Regions from separate parts of the Homo sapiens genome. Here region 2 is linked to region 1. A link is a loop called in an ENCODE intact Hi-C map of the cell type or tissue named here. Cell type or tissue: A673. All regions are shown on one strand. Each heading gives the region's core, and the rest is flanking DNA. Links, peaks and the distances in the headings are about the cores only.

The links. Peaks named below come from ENCODE experiments on the same cell type or tissue, not always from the same donor. Only the 100,000 strongest peaks of a DNase experiment are listed, where the experiment ranks them.
Region 2: it touches region 1 in a loop (3-fold over the local background); 13 of 110 quality-filtered maps call a loop at or near these places.

The regions. Positions count from the first base shown.
Region 1 is chr1:228,377,401-228,380,302 of GRCh38, reverse strand. OBSCN (obscurin, cytoskeletal calmodulin and titin-interacting RhoGEF) reads right to left here. Exons shown (of 116, transcript NM_001386125.1): 113 at 2,591-2,814; 114 at 2,297-2,372; 115 at 1,883-2,032; 116 at 1,427-1,685. The coding sequence ends at 1,508. Among named protein-coding and RNA genes, the nearest start is that of TRIM11-AS1, 15 kb to the left of the region's middle. RefSeq lists an enhancer at 1,636-1,705. In A673, for the core only: a CTCF peak has its summit at 1,506; DNase peaks (open chromatin) are centred at 1,482 and 1,772; H3K4me3 peaks cover 1,486 bases; H3K27ac peaks cover 876 bases.
Region 2 is chr1:228,499,879-228,502,780 of GRCh38, reverse strand. No RefSeq gene overlaps it. Among named protein-coding and RNA genes, the nearest start is that of RNF187, 14 kb to the right of the region's middle. RefSeq lists a silencer at 1,588-1,677 and enhancers at 1,519-1,813, 1,778-1,877. In A673, for the core only: a CTCF peak has its summit at 1,674 (motif pointing left); a DNase peak (open chromatin) is centred at 1,660.

The DNA.
Region 1 (2,902 bases), core at 255-2,754:
CTGTGGTCCAGGCTAGAGTGCAGTGGCACAATCACAGCTCACTGCAGCCTTGACCTCTGGGCTCACCTCCCGAGTAGCTGGTACCATGCTGGTGGCATGCACCACCATGCCAAGCTAATTTTTTATTTTTTGTAGAGACAAGAGTCTCCCTATTATTGCCCAGGCTTGTCTTGAACTCCTGGGCTCCAGTGATCCTCCTACCTCAGCCTCCCAAAGTGCTGGGATTACAGGTGTGAGCCACTGTGCCTGGCCGATGCTTGGATTTTGATTCAAAGTGTCCTGGGCTCAGTAAGATTTCAGGGGAGGTGTTCAGCATTTGGACATTGCAGAATGGACCCATCAGCATGTGGTCGTCATTGGGCCCCTGAGATGAGCTGAGAATCAGGAGGGTAGAGACTGCTGTCTACACCCTGCAGCCCCAGCCCCCCAGGAACGAAGCTGTCGTCCAACGTCAGCCTTGTTGCTGGGGACAGTGGAGATCATATCCCCACCCCGGGAACCCTGGGGCTGCTCGAGAAGAGGATGCTATGAAGAGCTGACTGTTTTGGTGATTAAAAGGAGTGTTTAAAACAACCGGGCCTCATTCTGGGTTGCATGCTGTCAGAGAGAGCCAGGACAACTCCATCACTGGATGTCCCCATAAATCTAAGCTGGCCAGGAATCAGCATGACCCATTTTAGCCAAGAGGGGTCGGTTAGCCTCCTCTCCATCTATGCTTAGACATAGGTATGAGGGGCCTGGCCTTGTGTCTGAGGGACCTCTGCAAAAGGTTTTATGTGCAAGAGGAGAAGGCCCTCCCTGCCAGCTCCCAGGTCTCCTGGGCTGCACCTATCTCAAGTTCCCTTTCCCACGTCAAAGAATAGGAGAAAGGACATTCAGCAGCGTTTGAGAGACAACGCGCGCACCCCACGGCCCAGGCTTCCTGCACTCCTGGCAAGGGGCAGGGCGGGGCTCGGCCAGCGTAGTCATTGCCCATGGAATCTCAAACACTGGGTTGCTTTTCACCGAGGCCACGCGCCAGCGACTCTGAAGCCTCCTCTCCTCCAGCGGATCGTGGCCCGCGGCTTCTCGCCCTCGCTTGCACGCTTTGCCCAAGAACTCTTCCCGGGGCAGAGAAGTTGTGGAAACAAGCGGCTGGCCCGACGGCGGAGAAAGCGGGCTGCGGGGCTGCAGGTCAGCGTGATGGAAGAGAGGAAGGCGCACGGCGGGTGGAATAAACGCGCATGGGTGTGAGGACGGAGACGCCCCGAGGGGCTGAACGCGCGGAGCATCGGAGTGAGGGAGCGACCCCTAAGGACGCCTTCTAAGGGGCTCACAGGCCCAAACACAGCGGGGCAGCCTGATCGGCGCCCCAGCCAGAAAGGCGGGGACAGAGCCCTCACTCCCTCTCCTCCCCAAAAGAAAATAATGCAACGAGACGGAAGACTTCTCGCCCGGCTGTGCGTTTTTATTGGCGCGTCTGCAGCGACCCCCAGCGGGGAGACCAAGGGTGTGGCCGGGGCGACCCTCAGCGCACCTGGGCCAGGTTGTGCCTCTTGTACAGCAGCGCGCGTCTCTTCTCGCGATTGCGCACGAAGACGCGCAGCCGCGCGGTAGGGAAGGTCACGGGCGCGGGCCGCGAACAGGCCGGGCCCTCCTCTGTTAGCCACGGGCACTGCAGGCAGCTGGACGCGCAGGGCCGGCCCCTGGGACGGACATAGGCTCAGCACGTGGCCCAGCGGCGGGAGGGGTGTGGGGAAGGCAAGTGGAAAAGGGGAGAGGGGGAAGGGAGAGTACCGAGGGGAAAGGGAGTGGGGGGGCGGGGCGGGGCGGGACGGAAGGAGGAGGGGGCGGGACGGGAGGAGGGGGCGGGGAGAAGGAGGAGGAGAGGGGCGCGCCTTACCAGGGCTGGGCGCACAGAGTGCTGCGCAGGAAGGCCACGGCGCCCCCGGACAGCCCCGCGTAGCAGCGGCTCAGCCGGACCAGCCCCTTGCGCAGTCCTCTCTGCAGGTCGCGTGCACCCTCGCTGCTCACCGGGTACTCGGCGCTCAGCCTGCGCAGGTGGCGGGTGCACGGGCCCTGAGGTCACCCTCCTTGGGTAGACCAGGGCGGAGGGGGAGGGGATGCAGGAGCACTGAGGTCACCCTCGGGTGGCCGGTGCAGGGGCCGTGAGGTCATCCTCGGGTGGACGAGGGTGCAGGGGCCGTGAGGTCACCCTCAGGTGGACGGGGGTGCAGGGGCCCTGAGGTCACCCTCGGGTGGAGGGGGGAGACTGCCCCGCCCACCTAGCAACCCCCAGACAGGTTGGAGGACTCACATGATGAAGGCTGTCACACCGATGGCCCAGATGTCTGTCTGTGGAACAGCCCCCTGGCCCTCCAGGAGCTCTGGAGCTGGGAGGGGCACATGTGGTTGGGCTCAGGTGGAGGGACACAGGTGGTGGGCATGAGTGAGTGGTCCCAGGTGGGATAGGTGGGGCACAGGTGTGTGGGCCAGGTGTGTGGCTGAGTGGGTGGCAGTGGAGCTGGGAGAGAGGACAGCACTGGAGGAGAGGGGGCTTCTTCCTGCCCCCCGCCCCAGGTGAGGTCCCCCCAACTGTCCACACACGCACCCATGGTCTCTAGGTAGTCCTTGAACTTGTCTGAGGGCAGCACCTTCTCCTGGCTGAGGCTCTGTGCATTGCCCAGGTCCACGACCTTGAGCAGGTTGTATTCGGTGATGATCATGTTCTCGGACCTCAGGTCCAGGTGCAGGATGTGCTGGTTGTGCAGGTACTGGGTGGCACTCAACATCTGCCACAGGTAGTCCTTCACCTCGGATTCTGAGTAGGAGGCCCTGGGGGGCAGAAGCTGCTCAGCCCAGGCTCCGGGGTGGGGGCCACCAGGGCCAGGGCTGAGACTACTCCCCGTGGACTGGGAGGGGC
Region 2 (2,902 bases), core at 213-2,712, 120 kb before region 1:
AAACCGCACTCTGGCACAGCCAATGAGGCTCCTGAGCTGCAAAGTCCTTCAGCCCATTGGTGGGTGCAGTATCCACAGCCCTGTGCTTGCCAGACAGCCTCTGCAGCTGTAGATAGCTCTGTGTTCAGTGACCCCACTCTCCTGCAGCAGAACGAGACTTGGGGACATCCTACCACCAACAGCAATTGGATGGGCAGTCTATCCACAGGTTTCCAAAAAGGTAAGCCCGGTTCTCAGGAATGGCAATAGCCTGTTGCCCTGCCCCCACTCTTCTGCACGTTGCATCTTGGAAGAAGTTGCATTTGCATTTAGGAATCAATCGTCAGCAAAATGGGCTCTTCCTGGAGTTCTCTGATCCATGCACACATACACACAACCTAGGGCACCACCATGTGCAAATCCCATGTGCACATCTCTTGTCAAGGGCACCCCATGTGCAGGCCCTTGTAGCAGAACAATTTTTACTCAGTTCAGTTACCACTGAGGCCTCCACCATATTCACCTTTCCACATCCTCAGCAGTGAGGACCTGTCACCACAGCAACCAATGGCTCTGTAACCATCCCATGCCTGTGCCCTCATGGAACCCTGTGGGCATCTCTTTGGCATAACAGCCCAGGGGTGGAACTGATGCAATACATAGTATCCCAGTCCATGTGGACAGCCTGGGCAGCTTAGAAACCACCAAAGTGTGCTGCTCACAGCTCTGGAGGCCGGAAGTCCAAGATCAAGCCACCAGCATATCCAGTGGCTGGTGAGGTCAATTCCTTGTTCATAGACAGCACCTTCTCACTGAGTCCTCACATGGTGTAAGAGATGAGGGAGTTCTCTGGGGTCCCTTTTATAAGGGCAGTAATCCCATTCATGAACTCATCACCTCCAAATGCTCCATGTCATAACACCATCATCTTGAAGGTGAGGATTTCAACGTACTAATGTGGAGGGTGGGACACCTTCAGACCACAGTGTGGGCATGCAAACTGCATAGTCCACAACTGAGCTGTTCCCAAGAACACCCCCCTGCCCTTGCACTCTGCTGCTGGGAAGTGACCTCAAAGCCCTTGGGATGCCATGCCTGACAGGAGGGTCTTTGTTTGCCTGGTGGCCTTGGGTCACACTGGACAGTCCCATAATGTGGTTTAGGGTAGGTTGGCTGCACTGAAGAGAACACTGTGACATGGGGGCGGGAGTCCCTGAGCCAAGTCCAGCGGCAGCAATGTGATGTGCGGTAGGGGCCCTTTGAGTCCTGCAGTTCGACTTCCTCTGAGGCTGGAGACTAAGACTGGCCATGTGGGAAGTCAGCTATCCCTAGGTGCTGGATGCCAGAAGAGACCCAGGATTCTAAGGCTGGGCAGTGTCCCTGGTTGGCAGAACTCCCCGTGCAGTCACACAGGGTGCCCGGAAGGTAGCACAGCCCAGACACCACGGGGACAGGACAGTCGAAGCTCTGTTACCTCTCCCGGACTCCCCCATGGGTTTCCTCCCTTGGCTGACTTAAAGTTGTCTCCGTTCCCCATAATAAACTGTAACGGAAAGCGTAGCAGCTTTCAGTGGGTTCTGGGGGCTTTTCTAGTGAGTTATAGAACCGGAGGTGGTTTTGGGAACAACTCACCCGACAGACATGCCGCTGGTGTGAGAAACAAGCCCGGTGTTGGGGACTGGCTCCCCCTAGCGTCCGGTTGGTCTAACTGCCTTTCATATACAGCCTATACCTCATGTTACTGCGCTTCGCATACTGCATTTGTTAAAAATTGAAGGTGGGTGGCAACCATGCGTTGAGCAAGCTGACCTGTGGCATTTTCGCAGCAGCATGTGCTCACTTGGTGTCTGTGTCTCATTTTGGTAACTCCTGCAATATTTCAAGCTTTTTTGTTATTGTTCCTTTTGTTCTGGTGATCTGTGATCAGGGATCTTTCATGTTACCGTTGAAATTCTTTAGGGATGCCAAGAACTGCGTCCATACAAGGCAGCAAACTTAATGGAAAAATGGCATGTACATCCTCACTGCTCGCCAGACCAGCCATTCCCCTGCCTCTCTCTCTCCCCCCAGGCCTCCCTATCCCCTGGCACACAACAATACTGAAATTGGGCCAATTAATGACCCTATAATGGCCCCTAAGTGTTGAAGTGAAAGGAAGAGTCACACACCTCTCACTTTAAGGCAAAGGCTAGAGATGATCAATCTTAGTGAGGAAGGCACATCCAAAGCAGAAAGATGCTACTTGTGCCAAAGTCAGCCAAGCTGTGAATGCAAAGGAGAAGTTCTTGAAGGAAACTGAAAGTACTCCAGTGAACACACGAATGATAAAAAAGCGAAAGTCTTATTGCAGATATGCAGAAAGTGTGCACGGTCTGAATAGAAAATCAAACCAGCCACAACATTTCCTTAATCCAAAGCCTAATCCAGAGCAAGATCCTCTCTTCAATTCTATGAAGGTTGAGAGAAGCGAGGAAGCTGCAGAAGAAAAGCTTGAAGCTGGCGGGGGTTGGTTCATGCGGTTTAAAAAAAGAAGCCATCACTGTAACATAAAAATGCAAGGAGAAGCAGCAAGAGCTGATGAAGGCGCTGCAGCAAGTTCTCCAGCAGATCCAGCTAAGATCACTGATGAAGGGGGCCACACTAACAACGGATTTTCAATGCACACAAAACAGCCTTCTATTAGAAGCAGATGCCATCCAGAACTCTCATAGCTAGAAAGAAGCCAATGCCTGGCTCCAAAGCTTCAAAGGACAGGGTGACTCTCTTGTTAGGGGCTCATGCAGCTAGCGACTTCAAATTAAAGCCAATGCTCATTCACCAATTACAACAATTCTAAGGCCCTTAGGAATTATGTTCAATCTACTCTACCTGTGCTGTATAAATGAAACAACAAAGCCTACATGACAGCACATCTGTTTACTGC